Regions from separate parts of the Homo sapiens genome. Here region 2 is linked to region 1. A link is a loop called in an ENCODE intact Hi-C map of the cell type or tissue named here. Cell type or tissue: mammary epithelial cell. All regions are shown on one strand. Links, peaks and the distances in the headings refer to the core of each region. The heading gives the core; the rest is flanking DNA. Region 1 has its middle 8.8 kb from the start of MBNL2. Region 2 has its middle 37 kb from the start of OXGR1.

Region 1 (10,739 bases), core at 1,302-9,301:
TAAGTTTGGAGATAAACAAAATTAAACTTTTGTTTCTTGCAGGACTTCTCAAAGCCTTTAATATGCTCATGTGCAATGTGAATCTCCAAGTGGACAATGTAGTATGCATTGATTCCCACATAAGCCCAAAGGGGAATTCTTTTTTATTTTCCGAGATCATGTTGTGGGACCATTATTTAGCAGGAAAACGATGAGAAAGACTTGGACAGGAATAGTGCCAATTAATAGATGTAGGAATCAATGATTGAGGATCATTATTGTGACTTAGGCAGGGGACAACATACCTCTGATTCCTTTGTAGGGCTGGAACTTGAGCCTTTTGTGGAACCCACAGCTTGGCCCAGATTGTACAATAGAACTGGATAGTTCCTAGAACTACAAAAGTAAAAGCTGATTCATGGATTTCTCTAATCAATCTCCCGGGGTGTAGAAACCCTAGTCCCTAGTCTTTACCCTATTACAGGCCATGTAAAAAAAGTCTCAGTGGTAGATGCATGTGGGTCAGGGACTTGAGAAATTTGGAAAAATAATGACAAAACTAGGAAAGAGCCAGGGCAGAAACACAAAGATTATCCAAAGGTGAGAAGCTCCTAATAATGAGATCAACCTCTAATAACATTCACCTTCCTCAACCCTAACCTTAATCTAAAGATGTTAACTGGGCAGATGTGTACAGTTGAGTAGGTTGTGTACTATACAACTCCAGCGGTACATATACTTCAAGAATGTGGACTGTAGAATGGTAAGTATGACCTAAATAATGCTCTAGAGATTTTCTGCATGCAACCTTCATGGTCATACACAGTGGCCCTGGACATAAACTCAGCAATTAAGTAAACTGAGAATGTACACTTAAAAATTATTATTTTGATCAAACTGTGAGTGGTTTTTATATCCAACAGAGTTCTTAAATGCGGGGGCAAACAAATCAAACTGGCCAGCCAACCAGCTAAAAAGGTACAATAAATGAATTCAAAATCCTTGAAAGACATGATTTGGGTAATTATATTTTAAATTAAATCCCTATATTTCCTTTAAAATATTGCAGGAAGTTCTCTGTTTTCTACTTCGAGGATAATGTCACCCATTATTATTTTCTTCTATATAAACAAGAGAACCCACCAAAATTTGCCAGCTTGCCAACTCCCTGTCAAAACATGTTAATAGAGTACGAATCTTTGCTCCACTTTTAGGATTAGACTGTGAGTATTTGCCCCACTAAGAGGCCTAAATTTTACACAGAATCCACTTCAGCCACTAGGTTCTTTAGAGACCCAGGATTAAGTCTTTAACCTGATGTGCCTCAACTTCTCTACTTGTAAAGTGAAGGTAAAGAAAGTGACTTCCCAGATTGAGTGAGTATGAAGTGATAAATTACTGCAAAGTAGTGTTCAAAGGAGAGTGTGCAATTAATGCTTTATAATAATCTTTCCAATATTGAAGACATAAAGATAAATTAGTTAGCCCCTTTGTCTTCTTTGAGAACGATGATAAAACCCTTATTTGGGTGTCAGTGAGTCTAATTAAGGCAATTAATACTTATTAGTTTATACACTATGAAAAATGTGTACTCATTGCTCATTTGGTAAAATTTCTAGTTTTCTAGAAGTTTGATGAACTTTTTGTTTGGCTATTGTCAATATTAAAAAGTTCTTTAAAAAAAGACACTGACTTCTTTTTATTTTTATTTTTAACTTTTTGAGGCAAGATCTTGCTCTGTCACCCAGGCTGCAGTGCAGTGGCACGATCTCAGCTCATTGCAACCTCCGCCTCCTGGGTTCAAGCAATTCTCATGCCGCAGCCTCCCAAGTACCTGGGATTACAGGTGTGCATCACCATGCCTGTATAATTTTTGTGCTTTTAGTAGAGACGGGGTTTCACCGTATTGGCCAGGCTGGTCTCAAACTCCTGGCCTCAGGTGATCTGCCCGCCTTGGCCTCCCGAAGTGCTGGGATTACAGGCATGAACCACCACACCTGGCCGACATTGACTTTTAACCAAAAAAACCCAAAGTGTCCTCAGTATATTTAAATGTGAAATCTTAAGAACAGAGATTTTTTTCTAAGTGTGGTCCAAAGTATTAGCTCAGTGATGTTACATAACTCAGAGTATGTATCTATAAAGCAAGGTTATAAATGCTTAATTATGTTAAAAATAACTTTAAGATTCAAATAGATTAAAAATGTCATCTGTGTTTCTTAGTCAGGGACCCAGCAAATTGAGAACTTTTAAAATTACTTTTAGAACATGACGGTTAGTGTGTGATGAAAGCTTATAAAGGAAGTCTTTGTCTTTGTGGCATAGCTTGTGGTTTTGAAAACGGAGAGCCTGATTTTACCAAAGTGTAGTATGTATGTGGATAGTTTTCTATTCATTGACAGTGAATTTTTCATATTGATATATACAAATTTTATAACTATACATAAACACAATTTAAATGATTCTATACAACTGTGAATTTTTTTTTTTTTTTTTTTTTTTTTTTTTTTTTTTTTTTGAGACAGAATCTCACACTGTTGCCCAGGCTGGAGTGCAGTGGTGCAATCGTGGCTTACTGCAACTTCTGCCTCCCAGGTTCAAGTGATTCTCATGCCTTAACCTCCCAAGTAGCTGGGGTTACAGGCATAAGTTTCACCACATTGGCCAGGCTGGTCTTAAACTTCTGGCCGCAAGTGATCCACCCGCCTTGGCCTCCCAAAGTGCTCAGTTTTTTAAATGTTATTTGCTGTGAGACCAAAGTCAGTATTGAAACTTCTAAGTGGAAGGGACTCAGTCCAGTTCCTGGTGTGGGAAGGATTTCTGGCTGCTGTGATTTAGTGACTTGGGTATATGGGATTTTTGTGTATGGAGAAGAGGGGTGGTGAAAGGGTAGCAGGGAGAGGAAGGCAGGGGTTGGGTGGGGTGAGGGAAGGGGTGAGGTACATAACATTTGATGCATGATCTGACACCCTATGAGAATCCTCATTGAAATTTTGAGGAGCCACAAACTTCCAGGGAGTTAAAATCTTTTCTGTCTTTTACAAAAGTAAGCCTTGTCTTGCTGTCTGCTTCCTCATCTTCAAATAAGAAGCTAGGGTGTAGATGAAAGATTTCTTCTAGCCCTAGGATCCATGATTGTAAGCTCACCATAATCGTCTCAGGATTGGACTGCTTTGCGAAATAAAATCATTCTATTTGTAAGTGATTAGGCTTGTTGGAGAGGTTGGCAATCCCATGGGTTGGGGGTATAGAGCAGGAGTGTGTGGGCCTGAGCTTGAGAGAGACGAGGGTTGCAGGCAAAGCTGCAGCAAAAACTGGAGTAGAAAAAGCACAATTCTCATTTTGTTTTGCTGTGGAAAAGGGACCTGCTAACAGAGTTCAAGATTAGAATGACTCAGTGAATATTTAAGTATGGTTATTTCTTCCTTTTTCATTAAGCCTTCTAAATGCAGAGATCTATAAAGCTGTGGCTTGAGATTTTAGAGAAAGAATGCAGTGACATGAGACCAAAATGATGTGAGGTGATGACATCAGCATCAGAATGCTGTTGCTAAGGTGAGCCTGTTTTTCTCTCTAATCCAGCTGGAAGGCAAAATAATTGCCCATTTCTGGTAAAGAATATACCCATGACATGATCCCTTTTCTGTAGCAGATAAAACAAAGCCAGATGCCTTCTCTTTGCACAAATTATTTTAAAAATAAAGATTAAAATTTCATTATAAAACATAGCACATGTCCTTGGGAGAATAGGCAGAACATTTTACGTAAGTTTGAAATTTTAATTTATCAAGACTATATGCCGAGATCTAAATGGATATCGGAATGAGTTAGTGTGATGAATCTACTGGGAAAGAGATAGCAGTATTTTGGATTTAGGGAAAGGGGAGATGGGGAAATATCTAAAGGTGTCAAAGAAAGATCTCCAAGCTTATGGTGGCTGATAGAGGGAAGAGAGTGAGGAAAGTCCTGGATTTGAAGAAAGACAGGCAGAAGCCACCGTGCTATGGCTCTTGATAATGGTGCCCTTTGTACAAAGAGAACAGTATCAGTGGAATTCAGAAACAAGGGGTGGGACTCAGGCAAACTAGAGGCCAAAGTGGTTGCATGCAGAAGTCCCTCCCACATGAACGTTTTCCAGAATTGCTCCTGGGGTTTGAATATTCTGCTTGGAACACACTTCTCCAGAGATTTCTATTCATTTGACAGTGGAAACACACTCCCTCACCCCTACATGTCTCTGTTCAGAGGGCGCTTTCTGCATGAGCCTGTCCTGGCCCCACGGTAGAAGCCACAGCTACCCCCACAGTAGAAGCCACAGCTACCCCCTCCCAGCTCCACCTGATTGCCTGATCCCCTCTACCAGGCCCAAATTCTCCTTTTCCTTTTACTTTTTTCTTTGCACTTAGCACCTTCTGATTTGCCATATAATTTTTCTATTACATTTAGAGCCAGTGAGGTGTCGCAGTAGAGAACATGGCCTCTGAAGCCAGCCTGCCTGGGGCAAATGGGCTGCACCACCTGCCAGCTGTGCGACCCTGGAAAGGTTACTTAATCATTCAGGTGTTTTCCCATCTGTAAACCTGAGATAATAATAGTGTCATGGATTTCACACAATAGCATTGTGCTTGACTCAGTATAATCACTATGTACATATTTAATAAATAGATGTCTCTCTTTGTCGTCAACACTATGTGAGCACCCCAGAAGTGCTTGTCATGAGTAGCATTTGATGGAGGAAAGAGATGAGTAACACATTTTCCAGAAATTGATGTTTTCGCTGAAACATGGAATTTAGACAGGGTTAAGCTTTGGAAGGGTAGTTATGCCCATAGGTCACTAGACAGCTACCAAGGGCCCTCTACTGGTCAGAAAAACCCGGGCAAATCTTCTCTAAGATTTGCCTGAGGAGAAAGGCTACTGTGAAGATCTGGTCCAGACAGGAGATCCTGGAGCCACAGGGACTTCCCAGATAACCATGGTTGTGAGAAACAAATAGAAAGTAGCATTGAGGTGTGCTAGATGCCTCAAGTTAGTAAAGCTAAGGACCTCAGTCAAGTAAGAACATATAGCATCAAATAAAAGAGGTTGAGTTGAATGAGGTTGAATAGAGGTGACAAAGAAAGATCTAGAAGCTATGGTTGTTGACAGAAGAGAGTGAGGGAAGTTCTGAATGTGAAGAAAGATAGGCAGAAGCAGAGATGGACACGGTCTAATGAACAGGAAAAAAAAACCATTTTACCTGGGCCAGAGTTTTCCAAAATAAAACCCCCAAGAACACCATACTAGTTAGATTTCTTTTTTTAAGTAAAAGAGCCTCTGGTAAAATTAATTCTCAGACACAGTGAACTAGAAAACCCCGTCTTGGAAATTTGCAATGCACATTCCCAGAATCAAGGCTCTGAGAGGTCCTTCGGTAAAAACACACATTTAATGAGTGATTTCAACGGTTTCCAAACTTAGCCCTGGGTCCTTTTCTTCAGAAACATTTGAGATGAGTGCCCAGAGATCTCACTTTGGGGATCATGTGAAATAATGTGAGATTCTCGGGGTCCCATCTACATCTTGCTTATCTTTACATCATGAATGTTTCAATTGGGACCAACATGTAGCAAGTCACGTGATAAACCCTAATCAGATGAGTGAACAAGTGGATCTAGGTAGGGTGGTGATCCTAAAATAAACAGAAAGAGATGGAGAGGGGAATAGGAGCACTGACAAGTCTTTCCTTCAGGAACGGTATATTGTAGTAAATCAAAACCAGTTGCATTTAATTTTTAAAGTCAAGATTGTCATCACACTACAATAACACACATGCTATATGCTTCATCTATTCCCCACGTCCATTCCATACTCCCTGTTGGAGATGACAATGTCTTCATCAGGCAGCAGGCTCACATACTTCCACTGCTACAGAGACTCCTACAATCTCACCACAGTCTTGTGCTAGAACCCACCCACTTCTGAACCGTTGAAGAACAAGTTACGTTATTCTCATTCCATTAAAGAAAAGGTTATTAAAGACCCTTTGATTCCATTAAAAACTCTTTGTAGGGATCTAAGCTGCTCATCAAGCATCAAAGAAATAGAAAATCCTGATTCTGCCATAGCATACACTATTTGGTGACACCAAAGTGATACTCTCAATTGGTAGTTTTGACTTTTCGACTCTTTCCTGGTTTTTTAAAACTTGGCTTTAATGACCCTTGGAAGTCCCTTAGAAATGCCACATTAGCTTTGATCCTTGGCCTTGTGTCTCAAACCCAATTTCCTACTCATCCTGTACCATATTTCAGTCCTGCTAAATTTTGTTTAACAAATATTTATTGTCAGTCCCATATGTTGGGTACTGGACAACCAGTAATGAGTATCAAGTAGATTATAAATTTTGACAAAAGGCAGTAAATGCTCCAGAAACAAAAGGAAAAGTATAGCACATGAGTGTATGTCCTTCCATCCGATAGCCACTGGACCCATGTTCAGCCTGGCCCCTCAGTCAGAAGGTGGGCAGAAGGTTATAGACAGAAAAATCTTACTTTCAAGTATCCCAACAGGAGGGAGATCACAGCCCTCACCTGCAGCTTAGAGACCCACCTTTCAGGCTTGGACATTCTCTGTCAGAAACACCACTTTCATAGAAGGAGGTGGAGAAGGGGCTGAGAATACTCATCCTTTATTATAGGAGAAAGGGCGAATTCTAGTGAGCACAGTGACAGATGCACAGTGATCCCTCAGCCAGCCCAGAAGAATAGCAGTCAGGAGCTGCAAAAGAAGTCTGTAATTTTATTGAAGACAGTGACAGGGGAAATGCTCATTGCTGCTTCCTCTTTGTGCTTATATTTACAATTCACCATTTGGAAAGGTGGATGATCCTGGCAAGTTCCCAGGCCCATCAACTGTGGGCAGATCACTCAGCCCCTGCCTCAGAGTGTTCTTTCTTTGGCCCAGAGAACATCTGCAATCCTGGAGAACCATAGGCTTCGCCCCCATCTCCAACGCTTGGAGGATTTCACATGACCACAGCTTAAGGGCTGGGCATGTCCTGTAACCTTTGACCTGACCTCCTCTCTGCGACTTCAAATGCCCTTAGGCCTGGGTCAGGAGGCATGATATGACCATCAAACCAGAAAAACAATGAGACAGTTAACATTGGCCAAACTATTGGGACTTTTGCCTTAGTGCCATGGTTCCCAAACCATGCTCTCAGGCACCCTAGGAAACTGTAGTGAATTCACTGGGGTTCCATGGGCTGCTGTACATTTTCTAAGGAAATACAGCAATATTCATCATCTGTCAGACACTGTGCGACCTACTAGCTCAAGGTAATTCATGATTTCAATAGAATCACACTTTGTTCCTTTTGATGGTAACATATATCTTTGCAAAGCTGGGTTTTTAGTAGTTGTTAAGCTGATAAAACAAGTACCATGCAAGAAGCAATGTGGAACAGGAAATGAGAGTTGTGGTTGCAAACTGATTTCAAGCTTTGAGATAGGCATGCTACAATCCATTAAAAACTAATTCGAGTTAAGCATGTAAGAAAAATGTTTTTTTTCAAATATTTTGCATTAACTTTTCATATAACTCCTTACTTGTTAAAACATAAGCACTTACTAAGGTATTTGGATATAGCTATTTAATAAATGGAACAATTAGGTATTATTTTTGGCCTAGGGACACAGTGAAAAAAATTATGGAATACCAAGAGTGTCATGAAGCAAGGAAGTTTGGAAATCTCTACTTTAGTTATCACTTTTTTGGCATACAGAAATCACTCTCACTAGGATTCTAAGCCCTAAGGGCTATGATGATGTTGATAATGATAATAGTAGCAGTAAAAATAGTGGCTAACAGACATTGAGCACTGCTATGTACCATGTTCTATGCTAAGGGAGTCTCACACATGATTTCATTTACATGCTTTATGCAATTTGCTTCCTCCTATTTTCCTTAACCCAGAAAATGTTAGTCCTAATTTTCCCATCTTCTGCCTCTAGACCTACTGGAGAAAAATTAAAAACCAGTTGACATTTCTTGCGATAAATTCAGGAAAAAACACCATAACTTTTTTTTTCTGAAAATTATAAAACCAATTTTCTATTCCCTGCTGCATTTTCAACCAACATGTTAAAAAAAATACTAATCTCTTCGAAAGTATGTAAATTTTCTCCAGAATCCTAAATAGAAATCAATCAACCAAAATGAATTCAGCACCACTCCATGTTCGGCATTGTGGATGACGAAAAGTACTTTAATGCAAGGTCTGTACCCTCAGGGGGCTTATGATTTGGTTTATACATGAAATAACTAGAAAAAAAAGTAAAAAATAGCAGTACATACTAAAGGACAAAGAGGCGGGATAGGCTTGAAACATTATGTTGAGAGAGAAATAAGCCCTAAGATTGAATAATCACAGACCAGGCCCGTCAGCAACTTACCTTTCTGTCTCATCTCTCTCTTGCTATGAACAACTTTTTCTTCCTTTCTAGGGACCAGGCCATCTCTTCCAGTAAACCAAACACTACCATCTGTCCTAAGACACCTATCCTTTTCTATTCAAAGGGAGACTCTGTTTCTCAGGAAATCACCATGATTTTAAACATCATCAAACATTAATTTTCTCCTTGACTATAAGCTTGCTAACTTTGGTATGCCCAGCAAAGGAGATTACTTCATAACTGCATTGTGCCTTTCAGCTTTTATGCATTGCTTCTTTTCCTTCTCCGGTCCAACTTTAAATTCGTGCATGTGTGCTTGTGTGTGTGTGTGCATGCATGGATATATATTATTACATATGTAGTATATTTACACATACATAGAGTATAATATATAATACACATATAATGTATAATATGCATATTATATACATAATATAAAATGTATACATAATACATAATATATACGTAATACATATTATAGAATATAGAATATACATATAACATAATATACACATAATATGTAATATATACATATATACACATATGTGTTGTATATAATATATGATATATACATATCATATACAGTATGCATATAATATATAGTACACATATTATATATAATAATTATACATTATACATAATATATATGTCTCTATGGCTTCTCTACCAATTTTTTTACTTAAGCCCTGTAACTGTCTTTATCACCTTATTACCAGTGCCATTTCCAAGTTTATCCATTTAACCATTCAACAACTATTCAGAAAGTGTCTGCTATTATGCAATGCATGTTCTAGGCACTGGGGATAAACTGATGAATAGGAAAGACATGGTTCATTCCCTCATAGATTCTAGCGAGGTACATAAACAAGCAAGACATGTTTACTATGTACTGTGACAATTGCTACGATGAATAAAATGTCAAGGTGCCGTGAGAGTCATGGTGGTCAAAGAAGGCTTCCTGGAGGAGGTGATGTGTACATTGGGTGTTGCTGGATAGAAAGATGTTAGATGGGTGTGAAAGGAATAGAAGATTTTTCATGAAGAAGGAATCCAGGCTCTAAATTAGAAAAGACATGACACACCTGAGGGACTAAAGTTAGTTTAATAATACTGGATGTAAAGGTAGGAAGGAAGTGACTTCAAGAGGAGGGTGAAAGAAGATAGTTGGGAACTAGTTAGGGGACTTCTCTGGAAGATAATGAGGAGACATGGAGTGAGTTTATGCATGTAAACATTTTTAAAAAGATGATTTTGGCTGAGGTGTGGTAAATGGAGTGAAAGGTGAGGGGCAAAATTGGAGGCAGAGAGGTAAGGAACAGGTAAAAGGTGGTGGGGGGTTTAATTAGGGGCCCAACAGTAAAGATGGAGAGGAGTGGATAGATTCCAGAGACAGGAATTCACAGGGTGTGGGACCATTTGGTTGTTGGTGATGATAAAGAGTTAGGCATCAAAGATGGTGGCTCCATTTACCAAAGTGGGAAACGTAAGAGAAATGATGCTTTCACTTATTGAAATGGGAAATGATCAAATAAAAAATGATTTTAGTTTGGGACAAGGTAAAAATGAGTCATCTCTGGTACATTTAGGTGAAGAATTGGGCCGGCTGGGCACAGTGGCTCACGCCTGTAATCCCAGCACTTTGGGAGGCTGAGGAGGTCGGATCATGAGGTCAGGAGATTGAGACCATCCTGGATAGCACGGTGAAATCCCATCTCTACTAAAAATATAAAAAATTAGCTGGGCGTGGTGGCGGGTGCCTGTAGTCCCAGCTACTTGGGAGACTGAAGCAGGAGAATGGCGTGAACCCGGGAGGCGGAGTTTGCAGTGAGCCAAGATCGCGCCACTACACTCCAGCCTGGGCGACAGAGCGAGACTCTGTCTCAAAAAAAAACAAAAACAAAACAAAACAAAACAAAAAAAAAAAACTGGGCCTAGAGGTCAAAAGAAAAGGATGGAGTGATAGATCTCGAATTTATCAAACTGTACAAGACAACTGACAATTTCTATTGGGCAAATTCGAAGGTACTGTTTTGTATTTTCTTTCCTCTGGCCACCTCCTTTACTTGAATATAGTTGATATCTTCTTGCTACTTGTTCTTTAGTTTCTCAAACATTCTGCTTTCTAGTTAGCATGTCATGACCTCAGGAAAAATTAAGCTTCTATCCAGAGTTTCCAGGAACTTATGTAGATATAGAAAAATAAGGAAAGAAGAAGGAGGAGGAGGAAAAGGAGAAAGAAGAGGAAGAAGAGAAAAAAGAAAAAAGATTAAGTCCAGCTTGGATCTGTAGGACATTGTACCCATCAATTAATTCATTTAACATACA
Region 2 (10,739 bases), core at 1,188-9,187, 180 kb before region 1:
ATCTATTTGGATAGAGATATAGATAAGATAGACGTGGACAGACACGTGTGTATATAGAATCAACAGAAACTCTCTGGGTAGCAGGACAATAGATGATTTTTATTTTCTCTTTTTTATTATCTGTATTTTCTAAGTTTTTTGCAATGAGCAAATGTTATTGGAATAAGACGTCAGGTTATAACATTAAAAAATATACCAACAAAGAAACTTGTTGGATATATTTTATTTTCCTTGGTAAATGTACATAATATGTTTATAACCATTTGAAGTTCAAATTTTATGAGTCTTTTAAGAAAGTGAAGTTCTTTAAATTTAAAAAAATGTGGGAATTGATGACAGCAGCAGTAGAAAATGAATACAGATTTTGCTACTTGGAAGTAGCATGCTGCTACAGCAAGTGCCAAACACGGAGACATGCTTTTAGAATTGAGTAATGAGCAAGGGTAGGAGAATTTTGCAGAATGTGGTAAAAAATACTAGATTGCCTTGAGCAGGCTATTAGGGGAAATATGGATGGGGAATATCCTGTTGGCGAGAGGTCAGAAGGAAGTGAGAAGCCTTCTTGTATTGTTTCAGAGAATACCTAAATCATCACCAACAGACTGTAGAACCTTCGTTAAAGTTACTGCCAAGTGAGGACTCAGAAGGAAAGGAGGATTGTGTTATTGGAAAGTGGGGCAAAGGAGAGAATTCCCTTGTTAGGGAATGCAGAAAGCTTCCTGGAATTATGTCCTGCAGTTATGTGGGAAGCAGGAGCTTGTAAGAGATAAACTTGCGTATTTAGCTGAGGGTATGTCCCAGCAACATGCTCAGGAAATGACCTGCTTTCTTCTTCCTGCTTACAGTAAACTGCAAAAGGAGAGAAATAAATCGAGGGAACAACTAGTAAGTGAAATAAAACCAACACTCAGTGATTTGAAAAATTATGTTTATGCAGATTGCAAAAGTTCTAAAATTAGGAGATTTACCATCAGAAAGTGCACTCTGGAGGAGAAACCAAGAGTTTGGCTAGACAACCTTTTGCTAGTGCCTCAGAAGGATGCAAAGATCAGAGCATATAGTCACATCAGGGCTGGTTGAAGAGATTCAAGCATGTGTGACTCATGGGAGCCCTCAGCCATCTCCACAGAACCAAAAATGGAGATGGGGTTATTATTCTATTCCTCATTTGTAGGAGTTTTAATCACAAATTGGAGCCAGAGTTTGTCAAATTCTTTTTCTGCATCTACTGAACTCAGAATCATATGAATTTTCATCTTTATTCTGTTAACATGCTGAATAGCATCTATTTTCAAATGTTATCCTAACATTTCATTCCTGGAATGAACCCCATGATGTATTATTTCTTCTTTTATATTGACTGATTCAATTTGCTAATATTTTGTTAAGGATTTTCACTTGTATGTTCTTGAGTAATATTAACCTATAATTTTCTTTTCTTGCAAGGTTTATTTGTTGTTGTTTGTGTGTTCTTTATATTTTGATATCTGGATGGTACTGGCCTCATTAAATGAGTTGAAAATATTCCTTCTTCCTCTTCTGCTTTCCAAAATAATTTGTGTACAGTTACTATTATTTCTTCTTTAAGTGTTTGATAGAATTCACAGGTGAAATTATATGGACCTGACATTTTCTTTGAGGGAAGGATTTTGATAGCAAATTCAATCTCCTTAATAACATTTTCTGCTTATTTTGTATCAGGTTTGGGAGGTTTTATTTTTCATTTGAGTTTTTAAATTTATTGGCATAAAGTTATTTATATTATTTCTTTATTTTCCTTTCAATCACTGGAGTGATATGCTCTTTCATTCTTCATATTTCTAATTTTTGTTTTCTCTCCTTTCACTTAAAGAGTACTATCTATCAGTTTGGTTAATCTTTTTTTTTTTTTTTTTTTTTTTTTTTTTTTTTTTTTTTTTTTTTTTGAGACAAGTCTCGCTCTGTTGCCCAGCCTGGAGTGCAGTGGCACGATCTCTGCTTACTGCAAGCTCCACCTCCCAGGTTCAAGCCATTCTCCTGCCTCAGCCTCCCGAGTAGCTGGGACTGCAGGCGCCAGCCACCACGCCCGGCTAATTTTTTGTATTTTTAGTAGAGACGGGGTTTCACCGTGTTAGCCAGGATGGTCTCGATCTCCTGACCTCGTGATCCGCCCTCCTCGGCCTCCCAAAGTGTTGGGATTACAGGCGTGAGCCACCGCGCTCGGCCGGAAATCTCTCAATTTTTAGAACCCTATCCACATTTATGGGTGGGAGAGAGACATAGCATCTACCCTGACTTTCTACCTTCTTGGTCATTTGGCCTCTGGGAGATTCTTAAAAGCATTTCTACTCTCTCTCTTATCCTGAAATTTCTAGCCACAGGCCATATTTTGCTAGCATGTTTTGCTTACCTGCATACACATAAAAATGTGTAGCTGTCCAGTGTTTTGAATGGAACTGAGCAAAGCTACATAGCCAGTTTTCCTTTCTTTCTCTCTTTTATATTTTAAGAATTGCTGAGGAGGGCGGTTGTTTTGTTTTGTTTTTGTTTTACTTCCTTGTCAGGTCTGCAAAAAACTCCTTAAAGCCTCAATCCCATTTCCAGAAAATTTAATCACAAAATTAGGCATGTCTGCCCTCTAGTGGCAGGCCTGGTGATTACCATAGAAGCCGAATATTTTGACACCGGTTTTTGATGGAATTACCATCCAATAAGACGGCCACGTCAGATTGTGTTTAACCACCAAGCCATGACCTTTACTTCGTCTCTAATCTTCACTCTACATAAAAAGAACTTTCCTTTTTCTCTGTATCAATGTTTGAATTTATTCGTTTATACTAAATGTATATTACCTTTATGGTAAAAAAAAATATGGAATTAAAAAATATATGTTTATAACAGCCTTGGCCTTTAGGGAGGTAATAGTATGTTTAATGAAACTGTTGTAATAAAGGAGTTTTAATACTGAAAACATAACAGGTCATCACAGAGAGGAAACAATGTGAAACATTAAGTGATTTCTTACACACTTTGAAAATAGGAATAGGGTCCAAGTATTCTCTCTAGACCTGCCACCAACCTGCTTTCTACTAGAGAGCCAAATAAAGATTTTAAATCAGGGAGTAAAAGCCAGGCATAATATCCTTTTTTGGGGGGGAGGGGGATGGAGTCTCGCTCTGTTGCCTGGGCTGGAGTGCAGTGGCGTGATCTTGGCTCACTGCATCCTCCGCCTCCCAGGTTCAAGCAGTTCCCCTGCCTCAACCTTGGGAGTACCTGAGACTACAGGCATGCCACCGTGCCCGGCTAATTTTTGTATTTTTAGTAGAAATGGGGTTTCACTGTGTTGGCAAGGCTGGTCTCGAACGCCTGACCTTGCGTGATCTGCCCATCTCTGGCTCTCAAAGTGCTGGGATTACAGGCAAGAGCCACCACACCCAGCCTATCCTTCATTTTTCAGAGCAGTGTTTCAGATACTTTTGATCCTTGGCTCATTTTGATAAACTTGAAAATCTCAACATCTTCCTTCCCTCCTAGAGAGTCACAGCCACCATCTGGGAAGAGTTTCCTCAAAGCTTTAACTTCTGTAGTCCGTAGGACAAAATAATAATTTCTGTATTAGTTCATTCTCTCACTGCTATGGAGAAATACCTGAGACTGGGTAATTTTTAAAGAGAAGAGGCTCACCCTTTCACAGGCTGTATAGGAAGCATGGCAGCATCTGCTCGGCTTCTGGGGAAGTCTCAGGAAACTTACAATCATGGTGGAAGTCGAAGGGGAAACACTGCTTCGCATGGCTGGAGCAAGAGAGCGGGGTGAGGTGCTGCGCACTTTTAAACAACCAGATCTCAAGAGGACTCACTATCACCATGACAGCACTAAGGGGGATGGTGTTAAAGCATAAGAAACCGACTCCATGATCCAATCACCTCTCACCAGGTCCCACCTCCAACACTGGGAATTACAATTGAACATGAGATTTGGGTGGGGACACAGATCCAAACTATTTCCTTCATTTCTAAAATTAAAAAATATATTGGTAATTGCTTTGCCTACCTCTGACCTGCCGCCACCCTCCACACAACCCAAGTATACTGTTCAGTGAGGATCACTGTTTTAAAATTCTAGTTTCATTAGCAAAAGATAACTTCCCTCTTGCTGATCTCAGAAGGTTTTACCCATCATTGATTCTAAGCAAAATACATGTTCATTCTCAGTTATCATGAAGGATCTGCATCTCAAAAATCTCTGACGTCTCTCTCAACATAACATGGTTCATTCTACATTTATTTTTATTTAATATATTGATCAGTGGGCATGATGGGCACATGACTACAGACTATTATAATTTGTCTGCCTGATGGTGCCTGAGCCCATGCTGTTTCCATCACCACTCTGGGTTTGTGTTACTGATGGAGTAAGTTTCAGGAGGGAGAAGGATCGAGGGCTGGCTGATATGCACAGTAGTTGGTAAATGTTTAAAGGGTTGAAATTTTAAATTTTATTTAGTATATGGCTACTCATACTGAAATTTCATATAAGTCAGGAAGTCAGTTTTTAAATAGGCAAAAGTTTCAAATGCTTCAAAACTCAACTGGTTAAATATTAAGCTTCCAAAAAAAGACATAATTTGTTGGCTGATGGTAGGGGTAGGGCAGTGGTGCGGGAGGTGTGAATGGAAAAACAAATACTCTGTGTAAAAGAGGTGTTACTTAAGATAACCTCTTACATTTTATTTTGCAAATTGTAATCTGATTACAGCATAAATTTTAGACCACTGAAATTAGAAAGGCTATAGATAGTTGAGGTCATTAATAATTATTAAGGCTGTGAGTTTGTGTGTGGGAGGGGTGAGTAGTGAATGTCAGGTGAGAGGTCTTATAGAAAGGGGACAATTTGGATAACAAATTTGAGATTAAGATAGTGACAAATACATATACTTCCAAAGTGGACTGTGGCTCTTTATGCTCAATGTTACATATCATGGCCACAAGATGGGGACACAACGTAATCTTCCCTTGTATCATGCTGGTGACAAGCAAAAACTCAAACAATGCAGGTCTTAAGTCAAAGTTACTCTATGTTTACATGAGTAAGAATTCTCCTCCCATTTTCATTTGGAATTTAATGCTAAGGTTGGCCCTATATCCAGTACAGACAGTGTGTTTGTCAGAGGGAGCATGTATTTGTGAAAACTACTTATTTTAAAAAATAATTTGGGGCCGGGCGCGGTGGCTCACGCCTGTAATCCCAGCACTTTGGGAGGCCGAGGCGGGTGGATCACGAGGTCAGGAGATTGAGACCATCCCGGCTAAAACGGTGAAACCCCGTCTCTACTAAAAATACAAAAAATTAGCCGGGTGTAGTGGCGGGCGCCTGTAGTCCCAGCTACTTGGGAGGCTGAGGCAGGAGAATGGCGTGAACCCGGGAGGCGGAGCTTGCAGTGAGCCGAGATCCCGCCACTGCACTCCAGCCTGGGTGACAGAGCGAGACTCCGTCTCAAAAAAAAAAAAAAAAAAAAAAAAAAATAATAATAATAATAATAATAATAATTTGGACAGACAGTATGGCAGCCAAAATTTGCTTCCCAGTTTTACCCTAGGTCCAGATTGTAGAATCCTGGAGTCACCATGTTCTGCAGGAGCCCTAGTGTATGGGAGCAGAAGCTTCGGTCCCCAGTCTGCATTCTTCTAATACTATCCAACTGAGTCACTGTGTCAGATGATTTTGCAGTCTTCCTCTATTATTTCCTTCTCCATTTTTGCATGGAATTTTTCATCTTTGATGTTTGTGTGTAAGAGTTTTGCAGAATATTGAATTTAAGCATTTCATACCATGATATAACAATTTTTTTAAACTTCTGTGATCTCCCAGAGTTAACCATTTAGAATACATTCACTTCCATGATAAAATTTTGGAACATCAGTGTGTGCCGTATCTTATATATTTCATATATTTTTATATATGAAATAAAATAACTATCCATTGCTTTATCTACACAGGTATCAGATATTTCTGATTTCATATGTCTGAAATCAATATTTAAACCAGGACTCACTTCTCATATAAAGTTATATCAACTGTTCTTTACTGATAAACTTCTTTTTATATAGGTATATGAGATAAATTACATCTTCACATATAAATATATAGTTACATGTAGCTATGGATGAAGGAGTATATGTGTGTATAATAGATAAGATCTGGTATTTGATAGCACAACAGGTTGACTATAGTCAATAATAATTTATTATATATTGAACAATAACTAAGAGTAGAATTGGAATGTTCCTAAGACAAAGAAAGGATAAATACTTGAAGTGATGGATACCCCAATACCCTGATGTGATTATTACACATTGTATGTGATATGGTTTGGCTCTGTGTCCTCACCCAAATCTCATCTCAAATTGTAATCCTCACATGTCGACGAAGGAAAGTGATTGGATCATGGTGGGGAATCTCCCCCATGCTGTTCTCATGATAGTGAGTGAGTTCTCACGAGATCTGATGGTTTTAAAAGTGTTTGGAAGTGCTTCCTTTGTTCTTTTCTCTCCTGTGGCCTTGTGAAGAAGGTGATTGCTTCCTCTTTTGCCGTGATTGTAAGTTTCCTGAGGCCTCCCCATTCATGCAGAATTGTGACTCAATTAAACCTCTTTCTTTTATAAATTACCCAGTCTCAGGGAAGTTCTTTATAGTAGTGTGAAAACAAACTAATGCAATATGCCTGTATCAAAACATCATATGTACCCCATAAGTATATACACTTATGATGTACCCATAATTTTTAAAGGAAAATTATTTTTTAAAAGATATGTGTGTACATATATGCATATATGTAGCTATTTTATCCACATGTTTATAGATAAACTCCACAGCAAACTTTACATTTCTCTAACTTTCTGCTTGGCATTTCCAACTGGATGTTGCATAGGCATCTCAGTCTCTCAACATGTATTCTCATCCCCAACCTCTTCATGTATTGCCTGTCTTAGTGAGTGGGACTACAAGTCATCCAGTTGTCCGTGGGTCTTGACACCATTTCATCCTTCACCATGACTCTACAGTCAATCACTGTCTTGTGGATTGTCTTCCAAATATCTCTCAAGCCTACTAGTTCTCTTGTCCTTACAGAAACTTTCATAGAGTAGGCCTTCTTCTGGACCCATGGCCTCCTTTGAGTCCATCCCAACATGGCCATCAGCCTCGCCTATCTCAAGTGGGAATCTGACCATGTCTCTACCCTAGTTTAACCTTTCAGTACATCTCTCACCCCATTACCTAGAATTCCAGGCACTTAGCCGGATCTATAAGACTCCAAACTGCTGAGCTGAACAAGTATTTTTATTCCTCTAGCATTTGCTTGAATTGCTTTTTCCAAGAAAACCCTCCATGATGAATTTCACCTTAGAATTGTATTCAACTTCAAGGTTTATATCAAATGTTTTAAAATAAAGGTATTTTATACATGCATATGTGTTCATAATGTATCCATCTATATAAATTTAGATATATAATAACAAAACCTATATTGATATAGCAGTAAAGCCTAACTTTTGCTTGACCCTTGTATTAACTTGGCACTGCCACAAATGCAGGAAGATTTGAGGTCTTTTTACCTGGATGAAATTTCTAGACCCGCCCTGGGCCAGAAGAGAATTCACTGCCCTGATGGTATGGACCCAGTCTCAGTGGAATTCATTTATTGCACAAATATTCACTGAGTTTTAACTATATGATAGGTTCTTGAGATACATTATTAAATAAAACAGAGGGAAATCCTTGCCTTGGCAAAACGTAAGTTCTGGAATATTGAACATTTATTCCTTTTGTTTAACAAATCTACTTGTGAGTCAGATGGCTGAATAGAACCCTCCAGTAATCTCTCTCCTGCAGGAACACCAATTTGAACAACTATCCACATAAGAGAGTACCTTCATGAGAACCAAAATATCAGGTGAGTAATCACAGTACCTTGTTTGAACATAATATAAAGGAAGGAGGCACTGAAGAAGGTAGGACAGACAGTCTTGCATTGGCTATACCACCCGTTCCCCAACCCCAGGCAGCATATGGAGAAAGAATCTGTGAGCTTGGCAGAGAGAGTGAAGTGAGGTGTGACTTTGCATTGAAGCTCAGTCCTGCCTTGTCATGGCAAAACACAACACAGAGCATAATTCTGCTGGTGCCCACCGAGGCAGCATTTAGACCAGCCTGGGCCAGAGGAGATTTCCTCATTCCAGCAGGAGGAACGTGAGTTCTAGCCAGCTTCACCACTGGCTGGAACCCAGAATAAATTTGAGTGGCAGTCAGGCCACAAAGGACTGCAGCCCCTGGGCAAGCCCTGGTGCTGCACTAATTTCAGAGGCAGTGGACTTATGGTACAATCCAAAGGAGCTGTGGTGGCCAAGGGAGTGCCTGCATCACTCCTCCCCCAATTCAGGAAGTACAGCCCTGGGAGAGACTCCTCTGCTTGGGGGAAGGAGCAAGAAGATTTGAGGTCTTTTTTCCTGGATGGAATTTCTAGACCCACCCTGGGCCAGAAGAGAATTCACTGCCCTGATGGTATGGATCCAGTCTCAGCAGAATTCACTACCTGCTGATGATAGTGGTCTTGGGCCTTGAACAAACACGAGAAGCAACCAGTAAGTAGTCGCTGCAGGCCTTGGGTGAGCCCCAGTACTATGCTAGTCTGCAAGACTTCAAGTGTGTCCTTGTGCAATGCCAGTTATGGTGGCCCCAGGAGTGCTTGTGTCACCCTTTCTCTAACTCCAGGCAGCTCAGAGCAAAGAGAGGCTCTATCTGATTGAGGAAAAGAGAGGAAAGAGAGTAAGAGACTTTGCCTGGTAACCAGGAAATTCTCTCTTATCTTTCCCAAGTCCACCAAGGCTGTGTATCTAGGAGTCTGAAAGAGTTGCAGGATTCCTGTGCAACTCTTAGGACAACAACCCTTAGGACAGTAGTCACTGTCTTAAGCCAGTGACCACAGGCTTAGAACACAACACTCAATCCCCTTTGGATTCATAGAAAGCCCTATCAAGATGGATGAGTATAAATAAGCCCAGACTGTGAAGATTGAAACAAATACCTAACTCATCAATGCCAAGACACTAACAAATGTCCCCAAGCATCAAGAACATCCAGGAAAACATGAGCTCAACAAAAGGACTAAATAAGGCGCCACTGACCAATCCTGGAGTAATGGAAACATGACCTTTCAGATAGGGAATTCAAAATAGCTATCTTGAGGAAGCTCAGTAAACTTCAAGATAACACAGAAGGAATTCAGAATTCCATCAGAGAAATTTAACAAAGAAATAGAAATTAAAACAAAAGATCAAGCGGAAATTCTGGAGCTAAAAAATTCAATTGACAAATTGAAAATTTTATCAGTTTCTCAACATCAGAATTGATCAAGCAGAAGACAAAAAGTAATGAGCTTGAAGATAGGCTGTATAAAAATACACAGTCAGAAGAGAAAAAAAAATTTAATGAAGCCCACTGACAAATTCTCAAAATGCCAAATCTAAGAGTTACTGGCCCTAAAGAGGATAGAGAGAGAAAGATCAGAGTAGAACAAGAAGGTTAAAGAACACCAAAATGATTCAACCCAAATAAGACTACCTCAAGGCATATAATCAAACTCTCAAAGGTCAAAGATATGGAAAAGATCCTAAAAACAGCAAGAGGAAAGAAGCAAATAGCATATAAAGGAACTTTGATATGTATAGCAACAGATTTCTCAGCAGAAACCTTAAGGCCAGGATTGAGTGGGATGACATATTCAAAGTGCTGAAGGAAAATAAACACTGGCAACAACCTATAGTATTATATACAGAAAAATCATCTTTCAGATATGAAGAAGAAATGAAAACTTTTGCAGACAAAAGCTGAGGGCTTTTGTAAGTCAGTAGAACTGACTTACAAGAAATGTTAAAAAGAATTCTTCAACTTGAAAGAAAAGGACGTTAATGACGCCTGGTGTAGTGGCTCATGCCTGTAATCCTAGCACTTTAGGAAGCCAAAGTGGGCAGATCACTTGAGCTCAGGAGTTTGTGACCAAACTGGGCAACATGGCAAAAACCCTTCTCTACAAAAAAAATATAAAAATTAGCCAAGTGTGGTAGTGTGTGGTGTAAACCCAGCTTCTGGGGAGGCTGAGGTGAGAGGATTGCTTGAGCCCAGGAGGTGGAGGTTGCAGTGAGCCGAGATCATGCCACTGCACCTGGCATCAGGCCACTTCTCCAGCCTGGGAAACAGAGCAACACGCTGTCTAAAAGAAAAGAAAAGAAAAGGAAAGAAAAAAGAAAAGGGGAGGGGAGGGGAGGGGAGGGGAAGGGGAATGGGAAGGGGAAGGGAACATTAACGAGCAACAAGAAATCATCTGAAGGTATAAAAGGATAATAGTAAATATGCAGACAAATACAGAATACTCTAACACTATAATTGCAGCATGTAAACCGTTCATATATTTAGTGGGATGACAAACCTATCAAAAATAATAATTACAAAAACTTTTTAAAAGATAGACAATATAAAAATATATAAATGGAAACAATAAAAAGTTAAAAAGTTGGCCAGGCGCAGTGGCTCATGCCTGTAATCCCAGCACCTTGGGAGGTGGAGGTGGGTAGATCACCTGAGGTCAGGAGTTTGAGACCAGCCTGGCCAACAGGGTGAAACCCAGTCTCTACTAAAAACACAAAAATTAGCCAGGCATGGTGGCGAGCACCTGTAATCCCAGCTACTCAGGAGGCCGAGGC

What was found. Hi-C counts contacts between places; a loop is a spot of excess contacts. Peaks named below come from ENCODE experiments on the same cell type or tissue, not always from the same donor. Only the 100,000 strongest peaks of a DNase experiment are listed, where the experiment ranks them.
Region 2: a loop joins it to region 1, with 26 times the contacts of the local background. A loop is called at or near these places in 19 of 110 quality-filtered maps.

The regions. Positions count from the first base shown.
Region 1 is chr13:97,208,114-97,218,852 of GRCh38, forward strand. It overlaps a transcript of MBNL2 not described here. Among named protein-coding and RNA genes, the nearest start is that of MBNL2, 8.8 kb to the right of the region's middle. In mammary epithelial cell, for the core only: a CTCF peak has its summit at 4,837 (motif pointing left); DNase peaks (open chromatin) are centred at 2,288, 4,588 and 4,858; H3K27ac peaks cover 2,605 bases.
Region 2 is chr13:97,026,281-97,037,019 of GRCh38, forward strand. No RefSeq gene overlaps it. Among named protein-coding and RNA genes, the nearest start is that of OXGR1, 37 kb to the left of the region's middle. In mammary epithelial cell, for the core only: CTCF peaks have their summits at 2,615 (motif pointing left) and 4,971 (motif pointing right); no DNase peak of the experiment used is centred there.